Linked DNA regions of Homo sapiens: region 1 is linked to region 2. A link is an interaction called in ENCODE POLR2A ChIA-PET data of the cell type or tissue named here. Cell type or tissue: HepG2. All regions are shown on one strand. Each heading gives the region's core, and the rest is flanking DNA. Links, peaks and the distances in the headings are about the cores only.

What was found. Peaks named below come from ENCODE experiments on the same cell type or tissue, not always from the same donor. Only the 100,000 strongest peaks of a DNase experiment are listed, where the experiment ranks them.
Region 1: POLR2A ChIA-PET joins it to region 2 with 10 read pairs; 2 of 35 experiments call an interaction of 5 or more read pairs at or near these places.

What each region holds. Positions count from the first base shown.
Region 1 is chr6:106,655,024-106,665,879 of GRCh38, forward strand. QRSL1 (glutaminyl-tRNA amidotransferase subunit QRSL1) reads left to right here. Exons shown (of 11, transcript NM_018292.5): 9 at 592-709; 10 at 7,957-8,162; 11 at 10,759-10,856. Among named protein-coding and RNA genes, the nearest start is that of QRSL1, 31 kb to the left of the region's middle. In HepG2, for the core only: no CTCF peak of the experiment used is centred there; no DNase peak of the experiment used is centred there.
Region 2 is chr6:106,747,067-106,759,946 of GRCh38, forward strand. The region is part of intron 1 of LINC02532 (long intergenic non-protein coding RNA 2532); the gene reads right to left. Among named protein-coding and RNA genes, the nearest start is that of MIR587, 31 kb to the right of the region's middle. RefSeq lists an enhancer at 1,281-2,206. In HepG2, for the core only: no CTCF peak of the experiment used is centred there; a DNase peak (open chromatin) is centred at 5,785.

The DNA.
Region 1 (10,856 bases), core at 2,555-10,554, 91 kb before region 2:
GATTCAGAAAAGTTCATCAGTGAATCATTTTACCTTTGTCATTTTAGACTTGTACTTACACTATTTGTCATAAATATTTGTGTATGTTTGGTTTGCTTCTCAGGACTGTGAATAACTCGAAGGGATAGTATCTTGTTGTCATATGCTCAGTCCCGCTAATGTAGAGCTCAATAAATGTTTGAATGAATGAATGAGGGAGTGAACAATTGGAGTTTCTTTCTTGGTTCTTTTCTTTTCTTCTCTCTCCATGACCAGTCCATCAGTCAAAAGGCAGATGGGGAAAAGAAACCATTAAGGGCAACTCCCTAAACTTTAGTATTGGTGACAAAAATGTGAATCTAAATAAGCCAGGCATGGTGGCGCATACCTGTAATCTAAGCTACTCAGGAGGCCGAGGCAGGAGAATCACTTGACAAGGGAGGCAGAACTTGCAGTGAGCCGAGATTACACCACTGCACTCCAGCCTAGGTGACAGAGTGAGACTCCATCTCAAAAAAAAAAAAAAAAAAAGTGAATCTAGGCCTGATTTTAGCCAAAACTTTACTGACTTTACTTCCTTTCAAGTAATGTTTACCCTTTTCTTGTTTTCAGGTCACAGATGTGACATTGATGTGTCCACTGAAGCCATGTATGCTGCAACCAGACGAGAAGGGTTTAATGATGTGGTGAGAGGAAGAATTCTCTCAGGAAACTTTTTCTTATTAAAAGAGTAAGACAACTCATTTAGGAATTTTCTTCATTCTTGAAACCTCAAGTAACATGTCTCTTATCAGGTCTTATAAGTCAAGGTATTTAGTAAAGAAACAAAATCTTTATGATTTGAATTAGAAAAGACCTGTTTATGGCACTTTTGGGTCCTGGTATTCAAAAACAAAAGAAATGTTGGTACTTTAGCTAAATGATTGGTACAGATTACAGGCAGTCCTCCATATCTGTGGGTTTTGCAACCTTGGATTCAACCAAACACAAATCAAAAATATTCAAAAAATAAAAAATAACACCCAACAATAAAAAGTAATACAAATTAAAAAGCAATACAGTGTAACAACTATTTACCTCGCATTTACATTGTATTAGATGTTACAAGTAATCTAGGGATAATTTTAAACGTGCAGGAGGTGTGCATAGGTTTTATGCAAATACTACACCATTTTATATGAGACTTGAATATCCTCAGATTTTGGTATCCACAGGGGTCTTGGTACCAAACCCCCAACGGACACCAAGGAATGAATGTAAGTAGGAAGCCATTAAGGATTTTAATCTCATTAAATGTCCTTTGGGTATTACCACATTGGTTTATTGCTGTTAGAGCCTTAAGCAGAGAGTTGTATTGTCTCTTGAAAAATGTATTGAATCAACTTAGTTTTTCCTTGTATTATGTATGTCTTTACTCTAAAAAAGAATTCAGAATGACTATGACTCCTCCTTCAATTGTCTTCATTATGAGTTTATTCACGATCTTGTGAACAGGCTTCATCTTCTATACCACCAAGTGTGTCTAAGAGGACATGAGAAGTGTGAAAAAGCAAGATTGGTTATTGTAATGAAGAGCTTCTTGGAGTTTTTCTCCATGCCCTCAAGGGCAGAAGGCATTTTATTCATCTGCGTATCCTCTCAGGGCCGATAGTTAGAATTACTTTTTATTTTTGAGACAGGGTCTCACTCTGTCACCCAGGCTGTAGTGCAGTGAAGTGATCGCAGCTCACCGCAGCCTTGACCTCTTGAGCTTAAGTGATCCTCCCACCTCAGCCTCCCTAGTAGCTGGAACTACAAGCTTGCACCACCATGCCCAGCTAATTTTTGTATTTTCTGTAGAGACGGGATCCTGCCATGTTGCCCAGGCTGATCTCCAACTCCTGGGTTCGAGCAATCCACCCATCTCAACCTCCAAAGTGCAGGTGTTACAGGCATGAGCCACCATGCCAGGCCACAGGATTACTTTTTCTAAGAATACTATTTGAGGCCGGGCCCAGTGGCTCATGCCTGTAATCCTAGCACTTTGGAAGGCCGAGGTGGGCAGATCACCTGAGGTTAGGAGTTCGAGACCAGCTGGCCAACATGATGAAAGCCTGTCTCTACTAAAAATACAAAAATTAGCTGGGCGTGGTGGTGGGCACCTGCAATCCCAGCAACTCGAGAGACTGAGGCAGGAGAATCACTTGAACCCGGGAGGCAGAGGTTGCAGTGAGCCAAGATCGTGCCACTGCACTCTAGCCTGGGCAACAGAGTGAAACTCCATCTCAAAAAAAAAAAAAGAATACTATTTGGTTATGTTCCAGATTAAAAGACTGTTACCATATTGACCAGATGCTTGTAATGACTTTGGAGTAGGAAAACAAAAGGAAATAATTTTCTAAGTGAAAACATTTATTAAGCTAAAGATATTACTTTTGCCAAATATTACTGATTAGAACCATATTGTTTATCTCAGGGCACAAGTTGATGAATTATATAGGTCAATGTAACAGCATAAAAAGAAATTGAAGGAGAGAAGTCAGAAAGCATTCCTCATGATCACCATTTGGGGGTTCTGATAAAAGGAAGTTAAAATTACTGCTGGTATCCCTAGCTCCTGAGTCAGTGCCAAGTTGGGTCAACTTGGGTAGACAAAAGTGATAGGAAAAATGGGATTCGGAATACTTTTTTTATTTTAAAAAGTCAACTTATGTGCCAGGAAGAGTTTATTTATTTATTTTTGAGACAGAGTCTCACTCTGTCACCCAGGCTGGAGTGCAATGGCACGATCTCAGCTCACTGCAACCCTGCCTCCTGGGTTCAAGCAATTCTTCTGCCTCAGCATCCTGAGTAGCTGGGACTACAGGCACACGCCACCACACACAGCTAATTTTTGTATTTTTAGTAGAGATGGGGTTTCACCATATTGGCCAGGCTGGTCTCAAACTCCTGACCTCGTGATCCGCCCACCTCAGCCTCCCAAAGTGCTGGGATTACAGGCGTGAGCCACCATGCCCAGCCAGGAAGAGTTTATTTTTAATTGACATAAATATTTACTTATGTAACACATTTATATCTACCTTTTGCTATTTATCTTCTGTTTGTCCCATCTGTTCTTTTTTCTTTTAACCTTTTCTTCTGCTTTTTTTTCTTTAAATAGTAATTTTTCTCTTAAAAAGATCTAAAATGAGAAAAATAGTGTCATTTATATTTACCTACATATTTAGTATTTCTGGTGCTTTTCTCTCTGCTCTAGAGATATAAATTTCCATCTGGTATAATTTTGTTTTTACTTGAAGAACTTTCTTTAATATTTCTTGTAGTCCTGTTGGCAGTGAATTCTTTCAGCTTTGGTTTATATGTAGAACTCTTTATTTTGCTTTTAATTTTGAAAGATATTTTCTCTGGGTTTAAAAATGTAGGTTAAGCTGGGCACAGGGTACACTCCTGTAGTTACAGCTACTCAGGAGGCTGAGGTGGGAGGATTGCTTGAGCCCAGGAGTGAGAGCCTGCACTGAGCTATAATCGCACCGCTGCACTTAAGCCTGAGCGACAGAGCGAGAGCCCATCTCTTTAAAAAAAAAAAGTATAGGTTGCTTCTTCTTTCTGTACTTTAAAGGTTTTGTCCATTGTCTTCTGGCTTACATAGTTTCTGAGAAGTCTGTTGTCATTCTTATGGTCATTCCTCTGTATATGATGTATCTTTTTTTCCTCTGATTTTAAGATTTTCTTTTTATCATTGGTTTTCAGGAATTTGACTGTGATGTGCCTTGGTGTGGTTCTCTGCATATTTCTTCTTCTGCATAGGGGTTTGTTAAGCAGCTTTGATCTGTTGGGTTATAGTTTTAATCAAATTTGGAACATTTTGGCTATTATTTCCTCAAATATTTTTTCTGTCCTCCATCTGTCTGGGACTCTCTTCACATGTATATTAATCTGCCTGATGTTGTCCCACAGCTCACAGACACTACATTCTTTTTTTTTCCCCCAGTCTTTTTTCCTTCTCTGCTTCCTTTTGGCTAGTTTCCATTACTGTTTTCAGAATCACTGATCTTTTTTTCTGTTATGTTGATTCTTTCCAGTACATTTTTTATACATTATATTTTTTTCTCTAGAAGTTCCATGTAGGTCTTCTTATCCCTTCAATTTCTTCATTATTTTATATTTTCTTCTACCTTCTTGAACATATAGAACATATTTAGGCTGCGTGCGGTGGCTCACACCTGTAATCCCAGCACTTTGGGAGGCCAAGGCGGGTGGATAACTTGAGGTCAGGAGTTCGAGACCAGCCTGGCCAACATGACAAGACCCTGTCTCTACTAAAAATACAAAAATTAGCTGGGTGGGAAGGCGTATGCCTGTAATTCCAGCTACTCGGGAGGCCAAGGTACAAGAATCACTTGAACCTGGGAGGCAGAGGTTGCAGTAACCCAAGATTGTGCCACTGCACCCCAGCCTGGGTGACGGAGTGAGACTCTGTCTCCAAAAAAAAAAAAAAACATATTTATAGTAACTGTTTTAATGTTCTTATCTACTCAGTATTCCATCATTTTTGCATCTGTGTGTATTAATGCTTTTTCCCTCTCTGGTTATGGGTCATATTTTTTGCTGCTTTTCATGTCTGTATATTGTGAATTTTACATTGTCATTTGCTAGACTTTTGTTATATTCCTTTAAACAGTGTTGGGCTTTTTCCCAGGATGCAATAAAGGTGCTTGGAATTTGTTGGCTCTTTTCAAGGCTTCTTTTAAAGCTTTGTTAAGATAAATCCAAAGCAGCCTTTATTCCAGGGCTAATTTTACTTTACTTTGAGGTGATGCTTTGATGCTGCATATATTTGAGTCTTTCGCTTTGGCTGTTCGAAACACAAACTTATTTCCGTCCCTGTTTGAGCTCTAGGAATTGTTCAGTCCACTGCTCTTTGGGGATTGTTTCCCCAGCCTTGGGAATTTCTTCTCATGCACTCATAGATCAGTACTCAGCCAGAGACTCAAGGAATCTCCCTGCAGATCTGTTGAGCTCTCTCTTTGTGCCACTCCCTTCTATTCAGCACCCTGCTTTGCAAATTCTAGCTGCCTTTGCCTCCTTGAACTTCAGATCTCTGTCCCTTTAACTTACCCCCCACCCCACATACTGTTTAGCTTCCTCTCTGGAATGAGGCCTGAAAACTGCCCCTAGGCATTAAGCTGGGGAAATCAAAGGGCATATCTCATTTTCTTTTCTTTTCTTTTTTTGGAGACAGGGCCTCACTTGGTCACCCAAGCCGGAGTGCATTGGCATGACCATGGCTCACTGGCAGCCTCGACCTCCCAGGCTCAAGCTCTTCTCAGCAACCCTCAACACTCCCCACCCCCCCCGTGAAGCTAGGACTACTGTAGTTTTTTTTGTAGAGACAGGATCTCCCTGTGTTGCCCAGGCTGGTCTCAAGCTCCTGGGCTCAAGGAATCCTACCCCCAGCCACCCCACAGGCATGAGGGACCACACCTGGCCTGGCTTACTTCATTTGTTTCTCTTCTCTCACAACTTTTTCTCCTGAATGTCTGTTGCCTAATGCCTGAAAATGGTCATTTCATATATTTTGTCCAGTTTTCTAGTTGTTTAAGAAGGCAGAGTGTCTTAGTTCTTTTTTTTTTTTTAATCCCCTATTCTGAGAAGCAGTCTTAGTTCATTTTTGCTGCTATAACAGAATGCCTGAGACTGGGTGATTTATAATGAACGGAGATTTACTGGCTCACAGTTCTGGAGGCTGGGTGGGAGGTCCAACATTGAGAAGCCAGCACCTGGTGAGGGCCTTCTTGCTATGTCCACACATGGCAGAAAGCAAGGGTGGGGAGAAAAAGAGGGAGAGAAAGGGAAAGCACATGGGGGGCTGAACTTTCCCTCTTAGAATGGCACCAATCCCACTCAAGAGTGGAGTTGTTATGGCCCAATCACCTCTTAAAGGCCCCATCTCTTAATACTGTTTCAGTGGCAGTTAAATTTCAGCATGAGTTTTGGAGGGGACAAGCATTCAAACCATAGCACAGGGTAAATCCCATCTCCATTACTCTATCTTGGATGGAAGCAGTTCTTCTTCTGAGCCATATTTAAAGTAGGAAGAAATTTAATAGAAAACAAGTATTTGTTTTGTTTTGTTTTGTTTTTTTTTGAGACGGAGTCTTGCTCTGTCGCCAGGCTGGAGTGCAGTGGCGCGATCTTGGCTCACTGCATCCTCCACCTCCTGGGTTCAAGAGATTCTCCTCCTGCCTCAGCCTCCCCAGTAGCTGGGACTACAGGCGCCCACCACCATGCCCGGCTAAATTTTTTTGTATTTTTAGTAGAGTCAGGATTTCACCATGTTGGTCAAGCTGGTCTCGAACTCCTGACCTTGTGATCCGACGCCTCGGCCTCCCAAAGTGCTGAGATTACAACATGAGCCACCAGGCCCAGCCAGTATTTGTTCTTTATAAAATTCAGGTTTTGGAATATGGTGTTTAAACCACTTAGGTGTTGTCAGTGTGTAAATTATATGTGATGCCTGCATTGGTCTCTCTGTAGACCTGGTGGTCAAATAAGAGTAAGGACCTATGATATTTCTGTACCACTCTTTTAGAGTAAAACATATTTCACGTTTTTATCGTATTTTATTTGGCCCTCAGTAAAACTGGAGCAGGTATATCCATTTTTACTGTTGTGGAAACTGTTGTGGAAAAGAATGGTTAGTTCTTTTTTTTTTTTTTTTTTTTTTTTTTTTTTTTTTTGAGACGGAGTTCCGCTCTTGTTTCCAGCTCTCCACGCTGGAGTGCAATGGAGCGATCCCAGCTCACTACAACCTCCGCCTCCCAGGTTCAAGCAATGCTCCTGCCTCAGCCTCCTGAGTAGCTGGGATTACAGGCATGAGCCACCACGCCCGGCTAATTTGGTATTTTTAGTAGAGATGGGGTTTCTCCATGTTGGTCAGGCTGGTCTTAAACTCTCAGCCGCAGGTGATCCACCCACCTCGGCCTCCCAAAGTGCTGGGATTACAGGCGTGAGCCACTGCGCCCGGCCTAGAACAGTTCTTGCTAGCCTCTCCTAACAGCTTCAGAAGAATCTAAAGGATTTTTTTTCCTTTTCTTTGTATCATTGATTTATGGTTACTCCTATGTCTGGCTTTTTCTTTAGTCTTTTTAGTAAAATAAGCATTCTTGAATTTCACATTTCTACCCCTGGGCTATACCTATCCGTAAAATACAAAATTCAAATACTGCATAGTCTACCGCTGTCTATCTTAGTAACCTTTAGAAAGCCATTTGTTGCTGTGTACTTTACTTTCCTCACCAATGAATATTCTGGTTTAATGATGGCCCTGGAGTTATTAATATTTTGAGATTATAAGTGTAGAATTGCATCTACTAGTGAATTCTGAATTCGGATTGATTAATTTATATATACAAACTTTTAGAGTGGCAACACAGTGGAAGAGAATTCATTTTTATGTTAAGAATCTTAATGGTGCCTCCTCATAAAAGCCAAGAATCCAGTGGTTCTTTTTTTTTTTTTTTCCCTAAACAATGCCTAAACTCTTTATTTAACCAACCAGTATTTCTGGTTTTCTTCCTGATGCAGGATTTTAAAACCTTAGAAGTCTATAAATACTGCATTCAGACTTTCCACATCAAGAGAAAGGGGCCCAGGGCAGAAGATGTCAGGCCCCAGGCTGTTTTGGGGTGGGAAAAGTGGCAAAGATTTCTCAACAGTCTGTTTCAGTTTTCTAACTTAATTGAAATGCCTTTAAGCTCTGCTTCATCCCCAAACTTTCCCCTATGGCGTCTATGATAGAAAAACACTCCTCTCTCATATACGCCCCACCACTGGGGAGCCAGGGGGAAGGGAATGGGCATTACACAGGCAAGCCAAACTTTTTATTCAGCCAGAAAATGGAAATCCAATGGTTCTTTATCAAGCCTAATGTAAGATAATTGATTAAAAGAAAAATACAAAAAATCCTTAAAAACATCACCTACTTTTTTCCCACAGAAACTATGAAAATTATTTTGTCAAAGCACAGAAAGTGAGACGCCTCATTGCTAATGACTTTGTAAATGCTTTTAACTCTGGAGTAGATGTCTTGCTAACTCCCACCACCTTGAGTGAGGCAGTACCATACTTGGAGTTCATCAAAGAGGACAACAGAACCCGAAGTGCCCAGGATGATATTTTTACACAAGCTGTAAATATGGCAGGTGAGGATTCCTCAGGAACATTCTGATTTTCTTCAAATTCTTAGGCAGGTACCCTGGTCTTCAACTTAAGATTCTAGCTAGATGGTTTCCGAAAAGCAAAAGTCTATCCTTTTGGAATGCTTAGGAGTGAGTGTGTGTGTACATGTATTAGTCTGTTCTCACACTGCTATAAAGAAATACCTGAGACTGGATAATTTAATTTAAAAAAGAGGTTTAATTGGCTCACAGTTCTGCGGGCTGTACAGGAAGCTGAGCAGCTTCCACTTCTGCGAATGCCTCAGGAAACTTAAATTCACAGTGGAAGGTGAAGGAGAAGTAGCCATGTCTTACATGGCCCAGCCCAAGCAAGAGAGAAAGGGGGAAGGTGCTACACACTTTTAAAACAACCAGGTCTTGTGATAACTCACTCACTATCACGAGAACAGCACCAAGGGGAATGGTGTTAAACCGTTTATGAGAAACCGTCCCCATGATCCAGTTGCCTTCCACTAGGCCCCACCTTCAACATTGGGGATTACAATTCAACATGAGATTTGTGTGGGGAGACAGATCCAAACCATATCCGTACACTTGCATGCACTCTCACCACACACACACAAACACAACACACTTAGTAGTTTTTTTTAACTTTTATTTTGAAAAATTTTAAACCCACAGAAAAGCTGAAAAAGTGGTATAATGAATGCTGATATGCCCTTCACCTGGATGTAATCTTGTTAACATTATATTTGCTTTGCCCTTCTCTTCCTCTTTCTACACACCCACACTCACCACACAAACAACTTTGTTTTTACCTGAATCATTTGAAAGTTTCAGATGTCATGACACTTCACCCCTAAATTCTTTTGTACAAATCTTATAAGGATAAATTTTCCTACAGAACCACAATTCCATTGTCATACCTAAGAAAACTAACATGATTGAAGAATAATTTAAATATGGTTTATATTCAAATTTTCTCAGTTCTACCAAAAGTGTCTTTTATAAGTTGTCTTTCCTCCTGATATATTACATTGGTTTATGGTATCTTTTTAAAATCTAGAACAATCACCCCACCTCTCTTTTTTCTTTAAAACCACATCAGGCTATGCTATAATTTTTGTTTCAATCATCAAACATAATGTAGAAAACTTAAGAGGAAAAGGAAAGTCTATTACATTTACCTATACTTTTGCTTACTGTGTTCATTCTTCCTTCCTGAAGTACCAAGATTCTTTATTTTGTCACTTCTGTTTAGAGAAATTTCTTTAGCCTTTCTTTTAGGGTAGGTCTGCTGATGAAAAATTATCATAGCTTTCCTTTTGAGAATGTGTTGATTTCCCTTTGATTTTTAAAGGTTATTTTTGCTGGATGTAGAACTCTGGTTCAACAGTTCTTATCTTTAGCACTTAAAAAATGTTAAGAGCCCAGTCCACTTGTGCTGTAAGATGTCCCATCCATAATCAGGATTTGTCAGATTGCTTCCTCATGATTGGGTTGAGTTAAACATTTTTGGTAGAAGTACTACATAATCTTCATGTCAGGAAACAGTTAATATCAGTTTGTCTCACTTTTGGAAACCAAGTTGATCACTTCGCTAAGGAAGTAACTGCTAGATGTTTCCTTATAAAAAGGTACATTTTTCCTTTTATCATTTTTTTAAGCAATTTCTGGAGTAATATTTTGAGACCATGTGAATATCCTATTTTCCAATTATCTTGAACCCAGTTTTAGCATTCATTGATCATCCTTGAAATATTAGCTAGAGAATTACAAAATTCTGGCTTTACTAAATCTGTCATTCCTTCTACATTTATTAGCTAGCAGTATTCTCTAAAGAAGAGCCTTCCTTTTTTTCTTTAATTCAATGTATTATAAGCAATTACTGTCAGTATTGTTTTTGATGGTCAAATTGCCTTAAATTTGGCCAATAAGAGCCCCTTCAAGTTATATGTATCCTTTAAAACTGTCCCCATTTTAATTTTTGAAAACTTGTTTTATTGTATAACAAGATGGTCTGGGATTTTGTACTTTCTCTGCCCAAACCTGGAATTAAAACTACCCTGAGCTAATTTCTCATCTAATGGATTGCCAAAAATTCAAAAACTGAACAACACACTCTGTCTGCAAGGCTATAGGTGGAAGTTCAAAATGGTACAACTTCTTTGCAGGGGAATTTTGCAATATCTAATTACATATGCATTTGTCGTTTGATGAAGCAATCTCCTCCTCATCTAAGAAGATTTCAAGAATACCAAAAAAATACATACACAAAGTAATTCTCTGGGGCATTGTATAAAATAGCTAAATATTGAAAACAATCTAAATACCCAACCACAGAAGACTGGTTTACTCAATTATGGTAAAACCAAGTAATGGAGTACTATACAGCAATAAGAAATGAATGAAGAAGGTTTCTGTGAACTGATACAGAATGATTTCCAAGATATATTGTTAAGTAAACAAAACATAGTACAAAAGCATTATATAGCATAATATTTTTGGTTGTTTTTTAAACCTTATCCTGTATTGTACTTATTAGCACTGGAAAGTGGAAGAGGTCTCTGCTAATTAGGGTGGAGAATTAATCACCTACTGGGTTTCCTTCTTTTCCCAGGATTGCCAGCAGTGAGTATCCCTGTTGCACTCTCAAACCAAGGGTTGCCAATAGGACTGCAGTTTATTGGACGTGCGTTTTGTGACCAGCAGCTTCTT
Region 2 (12,880 bases), core at 1,907-9,906:
TGCGAATTCTGAAAAGAATGAAATTCCTTACAGAAGTTTATCTTTATTTTCTACTGGGTAGAATTTCTAGAAGCTTCTTTAAAAATTGTGGTTTCCTTGGCCTTAAAGAGTGATAATAACTTTTCCCTCAGCATAATTCTGCCCCACCCTAAAACAGCACTGTGTCTGGTGCTTCTTGTTTGTCCCAGTGGCAGCACCTAGGATTAGGTTTCTTCAGTCTTCCTGTAATAAAACAAAACAACATTGAAATGAGTTTCTATGATGGCTACCTTTATGTGTCAATTTGACTGGGCCAAGGGCTTGCCCAGACAGCTGGTAAAACATTATTTCTGGGTGTGTCATGAGGGTAGCTGCATAAAGAACACCTGCCCTCACCAATGTGGGTGAGCACCATCTAATCCATGGAGAACCCAAGTAGCGTCAAAAGGCAGAGTAAGGGTGAATGTGCTCCCTTCTTGAGCTGGGGCATCTATCTTCTGGCCTCAGACATCAGACCTATGTATATACATCAGGCCTATGTGTGTACCTCTCTATATATCCTATATATTGATATAAGATATATATCTATATAGATCTATAGATCAATAGGACAGATCTATATATAGGATATATACATCTATATATCCTATTCCTAGATATAGGATCCAATATATAGATCTATATATCCTATTGCTTCTGTTTCTCTTGAGGGCACTAATACAGCTTCTTTAGGATCTTTCCGTTTAAAAGAGAAAAGGAGGATGGCAAGGAAAAGATTTTCCTTTGACATTTAGTTCACTTGGAGGACTGTATTTACTGAAACATTTCTATGGGCTTCATTTTATAAAGGCAACCATACACAATCTGTCCATGTCAGTAGACACATAACATCCACACCCCCAGGCAATTTAAGATTAGAAAGCTCAGATCTGGTTGGCCTCGGTGTGCTCATTTGACTCCATTTTTCTTTCCTCATCTGCAAGATATTCAACATTATTATGTCAATGGATTGATTGTATTGAGGAAGAAGAGGAGATGTCACTAAAGTTGGACATCACTACTTTTTTCCCGGTTTTTCAAAGGTTTGTAGCATGGAAACAAATCTCTCTAGACTAAACTACACAAGAAGCCAATCCCCTTCATATGAAAAACATTCCACTTGACAGGACAAATCCTTTGATTTTTTTGCAAGGAAATTTTATGAAAGAGCCTGGAAGCTTGTTTACAGAGACTAGAAAAGAATAAGCTCCGTGGAGAGCTCTTTCCTGAGACCTGAACACCCAACTGTCTGCTGGACATCATTTTCTTAGACACCCCCAAATTCAACATGTCTAAAACAGAACCTATTGTCTCTTCTCCCTACCCCTCCAACCCTGCTCCACTGAAGTTGCTATCTTATTGATGCCACCATCTTCCACCCAGGTGTCCAAGCTAGAAACCAAAGAATCCTCCGTGAGGCCTTTCTCTCGCATCCTCTCCGCTATCCAGTTAGTTACTAATTCCTGTTACTGCTGCTTCCTACATTTCTCAAATATTTATCCACTTCTCTTCATTTTCACTGCCTGCCCTCCCCTGGTGGCGGCTCTGAGCATCTCTCATCTGGATCACTGCACCAGCCTCTTAATGGGGGGCCCTACCTCCTGCCTTGCCCTCCATCTGTTCCCTACATGCAAGAGAGTGATCCTTCTAAAATGCAAATCTGAACCCATCAGTTTTCTGCTGAAGATCCTTCCATAGCTCCCTACTGGGAATAAAGGTCAAACAATGCTTAGAAAGAACTTCTTTGTTTGAACTGGTTTATCTCTTCAAAGTCTTGACTAACCACTCCTACCCTCTCCTACTCCATCCTTGAGCTGTGAAAACTTGTAGGTCCCAGATGAATCTGCCTTGCGGTCTGTCTCCTCTTGGCCTTTGCATATAGTAGCCTCACAGCATGGAACACTCTTTACTCTCACTCTTCGCCTAGAAAACTGCTACTGCCCCTTCAGATCTCAGCTTAGAAGCCTCTTTCCAACTTAGCTTACATGCTTCCATAGCACAGCCTGTATGTCCCATTTCAAAGCTCTTGCCTCACTTGGGAATGCAAATGTCTATTTACTCATTTGGTTGTATTCACTGCTAAAATATATGCTTCTTATATGACATGTTAGAAAAGGCAAAACTATAGTGACAGAAAGCAGATCAGTGGTTGCCAGTAGCTGGGGGGAGGGTAGGAGATTGACTACAAGCAGTGCAAGCAATCTTTTCAGGGTGATGTAAATATTCTCTATCTTGATCCTAGTAGTGGTTATACTACCCCGTGCATTTGTCAAAATGCATCAAACTTTACACTTAAAATGAGTGAATTTTATTGTATAGCAAGTATACCTCAATAAAGCTGGTTGTAAGAAAAATTAATATGTGATCCTCCAGGGCAGGTTTATACTTAGAACCATCCCTGGCTCATAGTAAGTGCCTACAATAGGTAATTGTTAAACCAATGAATGGATAAACAAATCAATATTATTTCCTTTCCCCTATTGTTTTGTACAATTGGAATAAATTATTTTTTTAAAGATGTGCTTAAAAAGTGTTCATTTATGACCTACCTTGTCATCCCAGCAGTGGAATCAAATTTCTTTCAGTGAAACATGTAAACGTAAGACCTGTGCATGTCTTATGGGAGAAAATGTTTCCAGGATGAACTCACTCAGAGGAGGAGACAGCATTACAGTGGCGCCAGACAGCTGCAGCTCTACTTGCCCTAGGCACGAAGAGGGTGAGAAACAAATGCTTCAGGGGACTGGCTAGCAGCAGTTCTGAGGCCTGCTGCCCTGAAGCTTCTTTTCTGCAGCTCCTGGCTGATCCGGGTTCTGGATGCATCATGTCTTGAAGGCACTGACAATATCCACTTCCTATTCCTTAGCTGCATATGTCTTCCTTCTCATGGACTAGGGTGAAGGCCTGGTGCTGATGCAGAGAGACTAACTAGAGACAAGTACCTGCTTTGGCCTGAGACATCTTTGACCAGAGGCACAGGATGTACTTGCTTAACGGTAACCTATACCAGGGTTAACCCTTGCCCAGCTGTTCCAGGTTAGGAGCCCTTTCTGCACTGACAGTCTCCTTCAAGAACAAAAGAATATTTTGAATTGGAAAAGATTAGCTTGCTCTTTCCTTCATTTTCAGTTGAGGAAACTGAGGTCAGAAAGGGTGAGAGACTTGGCTGGACTATGACGAGATCACTGGGACTGGAACCTTGTTTCTGCACTTGAGGGCCAGCTGCCAGCAGCCTCCCTGCACCACTCCCAGGTGGTTTGCTCGTCCCAACGCACTGCAGTGCGGGGAAGGAGTGTGCTCTCCTTCATAACCCAGCAGGGATTAACGCAGGCTACTTAGCTGAATTTAGAAAGTACTTGGTGAATCAATATAATGAATCTCAGAATTCACATTTTCTCTCAGATTTTACTATTGAACAAATGAAAAGAACAAAAAGTAAAAACAAATGGACTGATTTTTTAAAGATCACACAAGTCATCACCATTCCCAGCTAACTGATGGACTCCCTTGGAAGGTGACGGCTTCTCCCCCACCTGTCTAAGCACACAGAAAACACATCAAGTCCTCCGTGTGGCTCAGCACCACCTCTTTTCCTCTCACACACCTGGTGGAGACTGTTGAATGAATAAACAGACAACCTCATTTGTAAGTAGGTGGCTTGGAATCCAGAATGCATTTTCCAAAGGAAACGACGTCATAGGAGGGCTTGGGTTTCCTGGGCCTGCCCACAAAGCCTAATTAATCTATCACACTACTGAAAGGCTATATATTTTCAGTAGGAAATAAGGGGAAAAAGAAGTACAGTTACCATAATCATCATAAAATAAACATAAAAACCTGAACAAGAAATGCTTGCCTAGGGCAGATCTTATCCCCACTACCCAGCTCCACTCAGAAGATGGAGCAGAGCCTGTCTCTCTCTCTCTTAAATGAGTGATCATGCCTCAAAATTAGTGCCTTCATTTACTAATAGCCGAATCTCTCTCTGACAGCTGCTCAGATTAACCAGGCATATATTACTTTCATCTTTAATAAACAGGCACTCTAGAGTCGGTGGCTGGTCTCCATGGCAACCAGATTAAGTTTTTCCGCTGATGTTGGGGGCAAAAAGACAGAAGGAATAGACGCTAAGATGGCAGGGGAAGGTACATGTGGATTATAAAGTACTGTCCTCCATTTCTTTACTGGTCCCAGGCTACCTCCCAGCAAGAATGGAGAGTGGCTGTTTCTACCTTCTACTGCACACAGAGGAAAAGGGGTCCTGATCAGTGCTATCAGTACGATGGGAAAGGGCTGGGTTACAGAGCTTAGCGCACACCGAGGCCTGCACTGCCAAGGAGCTACATGCAATTGCATCCATCCAACTGAATTCTCATTTCCTGCGTGTGCCTGGCCCTGTGCTTCGTGCTGCGGAGGTGGTTTACAGTAAAAGCATGTAGACTAAGTGAGGAGAGGTGCCAACACGTATCATGGGGAGGGCAGGAGGAGGTCCAGCCCCTGCCTCCCCAACCAGGAGCAGCTGCAGCTCACAGCACCATTTGCCCTCAAGCTAAGCCACACCTAGTTCTTGAGCTCTGGCCAGAATGACTTTAGCCTTGCCAATCTAGCAGCTGGTCAGGCTGAATCAAGCGTTTTTTGATAGTTCATGGATGCAGCATCATCCACTGGGCCTCTAACACCTGGAGACCCACAGAATTCCTGCCTTCCCTCAGCCATGACTGGTGGATTGACTTGGCCTGCGTGACTGGGATCTGACTCACATTCCTGACCCAGGCTGGGGCCCTGACACCCTGCCTTTCTCTTGTCTGCATCTTACCTCAGGCACCTGAACCTAGTTTCATACCCCTAGGCAGGTTCCTGCTCTAAAGGAGTGGTCGCCCAGAACCACCCTGACAAAAGCTTTCATACTGTTTCAGCTACTGTTTGCTGCTGGAACTGCCTGCCTCTATGCCCCAGCAGGGGGACAGATTGCTGTGGGCCCTGAAGACTGGACCTTGGACCACTCGCACCCACTCAGGCCAAGGTCTGTCAACTTCTGGTACCAAATTCTTCCTCATCCCTACAAACCAGGGATGCCGCCAAAATACCAGAAATCCTTATTCCTGAGCCTGAGGTGGTATTTGAAATGGGTCTTGAAGGGTGGCCAGGATTTGGACAATAAAAGAGAAGACTTTCTCTGTCAGCACCAGGGTCCTTGATGAGAGTCATAGGGTGATGGTGTAATTCATTCAAATCTCTATTAGGTAACCCTAACCTCTGTCTGTTTTCATGGTGCTTTCCGCTGGACTCTCCATCCCTCTGCTGTGTCTCCTGCCTGCTCCCCCTCGGGTGCTTCCCTGTATTCCTTTTCTCCTGTACTTTTCCACTTGCACCCTACGTCAGTGTTTCCTGAGCTCACCTCTCCTTTTCCTACTCTCTGCTCTGATACTGAACACGGGGTGGCGGGGGGGTAGTGGGGAGGGGTGGGGAAAGCTGCTTGCTGTGCCCCAGGTAATTCTCTCATCCTCACTGCCAGCTTTAAGGGGAAATACTGGTCCCAGAAGACAAACCCTTCCTCCTGTCCGTTGGAAACAAGTAGGTTGATTTTTCCATCACAGGAGTGAAACAGCAAAGGCTGTTGGTTGTACCAGTGGATCCAGCGCCTACTAAGAGCTTACTACTCATTTCTATCCATTTAGTGTGGCATACTCCAGAAGATTCTCTTGCCCTTCCCTTGACCCAAAATACCTCCTCTACTGGTGCCTGAAAGCCTACCATTAACCTAGTCATTCCTTTGTGTTAATCATTACTTTTTCCTGATGGTCTTCCTTTGAACATAAAAGCACTCCCAGAAGGGAAAAGATTTGCTTCCTAATGCCTCTATGCAAACGAAGAATGGAGGGGAAAGTGCCGAAGGTTTCAAACCTTCCCAATGGGGTTGGAGTATAAATCTAATTTGACTGGGTGGAGAATTAACAAAATACATTGAAATTATAGAACTGCTGATGTTCATATAGTCATTTTTCCATTTTTTAATCTTCTTCATTTAACTAAAACATACATACAATAGTCTACAAATCTTAAATGTACAGCTTAATACATTTTACATATGTATATACTCATGTAACTACCACCTAGATTAAATATATTTCCAGTGCCCCTGCATCTCTTTCTGGTCAATATTACTCCAAAAATAACCACTTTTCTGACTTCTGTTACCCTAGAATAGTTTTGCCTATTCTTGAGCTTCATGTAAATGGAGCCATGTGGAGCCCAGACTTTTTGACTCAATATAATATTTTTGAGATTCATGCATGTTGTTGCACATATCAGTCATCTGTCCTTCTCTATTATTGCTTAGTATTCCATGGTATGTATTTACTACAATGTCTTAATCCATTTTTCTGTTGATAAACACTTGAGTTATTTCCAGTTTTGCAAAAAGCTGTTTCCTATTTTGAATAAATCTGTTGGAACATTCTTGTACAAGGTTTTGTGAACATATGCACTAATTTTTCTTGGACTATACCTAGCGGTGGGATTCTTGTTTCATAGAGTAGACATGTACATAACTTTTTTAAAAACCACCAAATAGATTTTCAAAGTGATTATATCCTTTTGCATTCCCACCAGCAAATGCGTGACAGTTGCAGTCACTCCACATTGGGTCAGTCTTTTCAATTTTAGCTATTCTGGCAGAGAAAATTTTGCAGTACTTTTGCTACGAGAGGTAAATTCCTGAGCTGGGGCTCATCGGCAGGAGAATAGAGGCCTCCTATCCATGACAGATGTGGAAGTAGAATTCTGATGAGTTTTTGTTTTGTTTCATCTTAATAACGAGAAACTGTGGGGCTAGAAAGCTAGAGAAATATGTTTTATCTTGTATCAGTACCAACTAAAAGAAAGCCAATTCTGGGGGTGGTGGGAGGGTGTCACCAGTGGAGAAAAGGGCTAATTTAGGCTAATTCTAGGATAATACTCCCAGTAGGGTGTTAAGACAATACTGCAGGCCCATGTCTGATGATCCAGTCAGAAAGGGAGCTCAGACCAGGATGCTTGGTTGCCAGTAATAGAGACTAGCTTGAGCTATTAGGTTGGTGCAAAAGTAATTGTGGGTTTTGCCATTAGAAGTAATGCCATTCCTTCTAATGGCAAAACTCGAAATTACTTTTGCTCCAACCTGATAGCATGATCAAGTGGGAACGTATGAAAGGATATTTGTGTACCCACAGAATTGACAGAGTTGAGAGCCTGGCCTAGAGATAAGCAGGAACTGAGGAGGATCCAGAAGGCCAGGAGCAGGCAGCTCAGTCGATCAGTGTGCTTCCCTGATAACTGTTCCTGTCATCCTTGTGTCACCTGTTCGAGGTTCAAAGATCCAGAAGTGTTTATCAGATTTGGTTGAGCTTAGGCCGCATGCCCACCCTCAGGGCTGGAGGAAGCAGAATCTGGCCACTTCACAATCTTCCATGGTGGGGAGCAGGTGCCTGGATTTATACCCCATTAAGGCTGCATCCATGGGAATAAGTAATTCCCCAAAAGAAATGAGATGCCATCAGGAAGGAGGAATGGATGTTGAGTAGCCAAAGAAATGCCACATGTTCACTACAGGCCTGCCTTCAACAGCATCAAATTCACACTATCGTGTTAATAGCTTTGGGAGGATGAAAGGAAACTGGCCTGGACCTATAGGGTGAGCAAGGAAAGAGAATTTGACATCAACAATAAAGGCCTAGCCAATTTGCTCACCGCTTCTCAAATGGACTTGAATAAGATGACACTGCGTGACACAAAATTTCTTCTTTTTTTTAAAATTTTTTTTAGATGGAGTCTCACTCTGTCACGCCCAGGCTGGAGTGCAGTGGCACGATCTCGGCTCCCTGCAACCTCTCTGCCTCCTGGGTTCAAGTGATTCTCTTGCCTCAGCCTCCCGAGTAGCTGGGACTACAGGCACGTGCCACCACGCCCGGCTAATTTTTGTATCTTTTTAGCAGAGACGGGGTTTCACCATGTTGGCCAGGATGGTCTTAATCTCCTGACCTTGTGACCCACCTGCTTCGGCCTCTCAAAGTGCTGGGATTACAGGTGTGAGCCACCACACCTGGTCACACAAAATTTCTCAATTTGTCATTTTTGGCATATCTGAATCACTCTAGGATCCCCTTGCAGTGTGGTACAACCTGTGTGAGGGGATCCTGGGTGGAGGTGGTGGGAGGTGGAGACTGTGGAACGGGGTGAAGATCACAGCCCAGGTATGGCACTCTTTTTCAGGTGTGAGCTTCTAAAGGCCTAAGCAAACGTCTGAGACTTGAGGACAAAAATTATGGGTTTCAAAATACATAAATCAAAATACCCATGATCTCAGCACTTTGGGAGGCTGAGGCAGGAGGATCACTTGGGGCCAGGAATTCAAGACCAGCCCAGGCAACATAGTGAAACCTCATCTCTACAAAAAACTTTAAAAATAGCCAAGGGTAGGCTGGGCGCGGTAGCTCACACCTGTAATCCCAGCACTTTGGGAGGCCGAGGCTGGCAGATCACCTGAGGTCAGGAGTTCAAGACCAGCCTGACGAACATGGAGAAACCCCTGTCTCTACTAAAAAAAAAAAAAAAAAAAAAAAAAAAAAATTAGCCAGGCATGGTGGCGCATGTCTGTAATCCCAGCTACTTGGGAGGCTAAGGCAGGAGAATCACTTGAACCCGGGAGGCAGAGGTTGCAGTGAGCCGAGATCGCACCATTGCACTCCAGCCTGGGCAACAAGAACGAAAAAAAGAAAAAAAAATAGCCAAGGGTGGTGGCACATACCTGTATTCCCAGCTACTTGGGAGGCTGAAATAGAATAGCTTGAGCCCACGAGGCCAAGGCTGCGGTGAGCCATGATGGTGCCACTGCACTGCAGCCTGGGCAACAAAGCAAGACTCCATCTCTCAAAAAAAAAAAAAAAAAAAAGATAAGAGAAAAGAAAATAGCAAATTCTAACTTTTAAAGTGCTCCATTCAGCATTTAGGCAACCTTTCCCACTCTTAGGTGGCACTCCTACCTCAGCTCAGAGTTTCTCAGCCTCCAGCCCATTATGCATTGTTCCAAATGACAAAGCCACCAGAAAAAAAGAGACAGCACAGGCTCAAGGGACCCAGTTCTCCACAACAGGTTGCCACATCTTGATCTGCATCTGAAGCAAAGACTCAAAGTCTACTCTAGAAAAGAAAAAAAATAGCAAAAACCTTAACCACATGGTTCAGACATCTAGTTTTTGGATCCATTATTTACCCGGAAGAGTATTTCCATTGTTCAATGGAAATAACTCAACATAGCTTTATATCTAGAAAAATTATGAAAATGTCTGAGTTACCCGGTATTGGGTCAGCCTGGACTTCTGGAGCATGCATTTTTCTACAAAGGAAAGAAAACTGGTCTGGTTATCAGAAGACCTAAGTATAATCCAGGCTTTGTCATGAACTCATTACATGACCTTAGGAAAATCACAACCTTTATTCTTCAATTTCCTCTTCTATAAAATGAAGGCAATTGACTAAATGGGCACTGAAGTTTGTTCCAGTTCCATGATCACTTAAATTCTTAAATAAAAGAAGAAAGAAACCACGTTAGTCTCTCTGACACATCTCCCCTAAGGCACTGCAGAAGACCAAACACAAAATAAAAAGTATTTCAATCCAAAAAACCATGCTCAATCTCCAAGTCTCTGCAGCCTGTGATTAGTAGAATCTATCTTGCCATAATTGAGCAAAGTAGTTCTAGGAAAAAATTATACCGAATTTTACTAAATGTGCTTTCATTTGAAACCAGAGCCTTCCTTGGTTAGCCAGACCACTAGGACTGACATACTGTACCGATTACATAATGTGAGCACCATCAATATCCTTCCATTTTAGGAGAATTGGCTTTTTAGCCATCAGTCTAGAGCCCGCTATAATTTATTTTCTTTGTGGTAAGCGGATAACATGTCTACATTAGTTAAATTACTTTAATACGTGGTTGCTTTAGGCTCAAAAATTCTGACCACTCTTTTCAAGGAAACATCAACCCACGACATGTGGACTAAATCTCCATTTTTATTTCTTTGTTCATTTTTGTTTTTTCCAAATGACTTCATTTTTGTTGTGAATGCTAAATCAACTTAAATTTTGGATCTTACTAAATACTCTGATATTTGTGCTTGTCTTTTAACCAAATACGTTGCATCCTTTTGCACCCCACCACTAGGCAACACAACTGTGATCAACTATAAATTGCTGGATGGTGAGTTCTTTATTCTGTCCACAGCAAGGTAAATGACTTCCTTGCCTAACCAACTTCTCAGGCAATAATAATCTGAACTCCTCTCACTCTCCGTCCTTCTCAGAGGAAGCCAACACAAGTCATACAAGTCATGCTGCTGATCCACGTGAATGTAATTTGAGCAGTTTCAAAATGTGTAAACATATTATTAGCAATGTGTTTAAACAGCACCTTTCCCTTTGGTGTTCATAATCCTTTAAGGTTATAATGTAATACTCCTTCCAGCATCACTTGAAAATATATACAGCACAGCAAGAATTATATTTTTCAAGAAATGTGATGGTTATGAATAAATAAAAATGATTTCTCATGTCTCACAAGCATTTTTATTTATTTATAGGATCTATGTATCCCTTGCTTCTTTCAAAAAGAATTTGAAGCAACTTACAAACTAATATGTATAGCCCAATTCTAATAAAATAAGAATAAAACCAGGATGGGAAGTAGAAAAGCTCTTCCCAAACACGACAGGAAGACTTAAAGGAAAATGTGACAGATGTGATTACACAGAAATCTAACAGTTCTGTGTTGCAAAGATCAAGCAGCAGAACAACAGATAAAGGGTAATACCCACAACTGTGTAAAACTGCCTGTAAAATGGTTATGGTTGGCCATAGAAGGCCAACCACTCAAATGTTTTGTGCGGAGAACATGATGATTAGGTCCAGAAGAAATACAAATAGCGAAAAGTCTTATAGAAAAAAAGGTGTAATTCTAGCTCCTACGGAAGGAGTTTCTTTTCTTTCTTTCTTTCTCTCTCGGTCTCTCTCTCTCTCTCTCTTTCTTTTACAAGTCTCGCTCTGTTGTCCAGGCTGGATAGAGTGCAGTGGCGCGATCTCGGCTCACTGAAGCCTCTGCCTCCCAGCTTCAAGTGATTCTCCCGCCTCAACCTCTCAAGTAGCTGGGACTACAGGCGTGCACCACTACGCCCAGCTAGTTGAGATGGGATTTCCCCGTGTTGGTCAAGCTGGTCTCTTAACTCCTGATCTCATGTGATCCGCCCACCTTGGCCTCCCAAAGTGCTGGGATTACAGACGTGAGCCACCACACCCGGCCAGGAGTTTCAAATTAAAACAAGATGACAGTTTTCACTCAGCTGAGTGGCAAAAAATAATAAATAAATAAATATAAAAATAAAAAGAGCAGTAGCATGTAGTTTTATATGAATCTTTTGGTTGTTTAAAAATTTTTTAGTGCAAATGATGCTGCAATGAACATCCTCGTACATATATTTCTTAGCAAATACATAAATATTTCTATAAAATAGGTTTCTAACAGCAAAATTGAATTAAACTTTATATGCAATTTAAAAATTGATACAAACTGCCAGGTTTTTTTGTTGTTGTTGTTTTATTTTTTAGAGAGGGTCTCACTTTGTCACCCAGGCTGAAGTGCTGTGGCACCATCACGGCTCACAACATCCTCGACTTCCTGGGCTCAAGCAATCTTCCCACTGCTCCCCACCCTCCACACTGCCATGCCTGAGTAGCTGGGACTATAGGGGGGTGCCACCATGCCTGGCTAAAAATTTTTTTTATAGAGACAATGTCTCAATGCATTGCCCAGGCTGGTCTCAAACTTCTGGGCTTGAGCGACCCTCTTGCCTTGGCCTCCTAAACGAAAGACGTGAGCCACCATGCCTGGCTTAATACTGCCAATTTACTTTCCTAAAATATTGCCCTACATTATAGTTACATCTGCAGAATATGCGTATGACCATTTTCCCCTAAACATGCAATTACTATACATCCCAGTAATTGTACCCTTGGGCAATTATCCCAGGGGAAAAAAAAAACAACAACTTATGTTCACATAAAAACTATACATAAATATTCATAGCAACTTTATTTATAATGGCCAAAGATTGAAAACAATCCAGATGTTCTTGAATGCTGGTTAAACAAACTGTGGTATATCCAAATCGTGGAATACTACTTAGCAATAAAAAGGTGATACACATACCAACTTGGATGAATCCCCAAGAAGTTATGCTGACTGAAAAGAGCAATCCCAAAAGGCTACAAACCAAATCAAACTAAATGATTCCATTTATATAGTTGTTTTTTTTTTTTGAGACAGATCCTCACTCTGTTGCCCAGGCGGGAGTGCAGTGGCATGATCTTGGCTCCCTGCAACCTCTGCCTCCCAGGTTCAAGCGATTATTGTGCCTCAGTCTCCCAAGTATCTGGGATTACAGGTACACACCACCATGCCTGGCTAATTTTTGTAGTTTTAATAGAGATGGGGTTTCACCATGTTGGCCAGGCTGGTCTCAAACTCCTGGCCTCAAGTGATCCACACGCCTCAGCCTCCCAAAGTGTTGGGATTATGGGCATGAGCCACCATGCCTGGCCCCATTTATATAACATTTCTGAAATGACCAAAGTACACAAATGGAGAACAGATGAGTGGTTGTCAGGGGTTAGAGATGTGGGGAAGGGGCAAGACGGAAGAGGGTGTGGCCATAAAAGGATAACAGGACAAATTCTCCTGGTGATGGAACTGCTCTGTATCTTGACTATGATGGTCGATACATGAACCCACACTCAGGATACAATTGGATAGAACTAACACACAAATAAG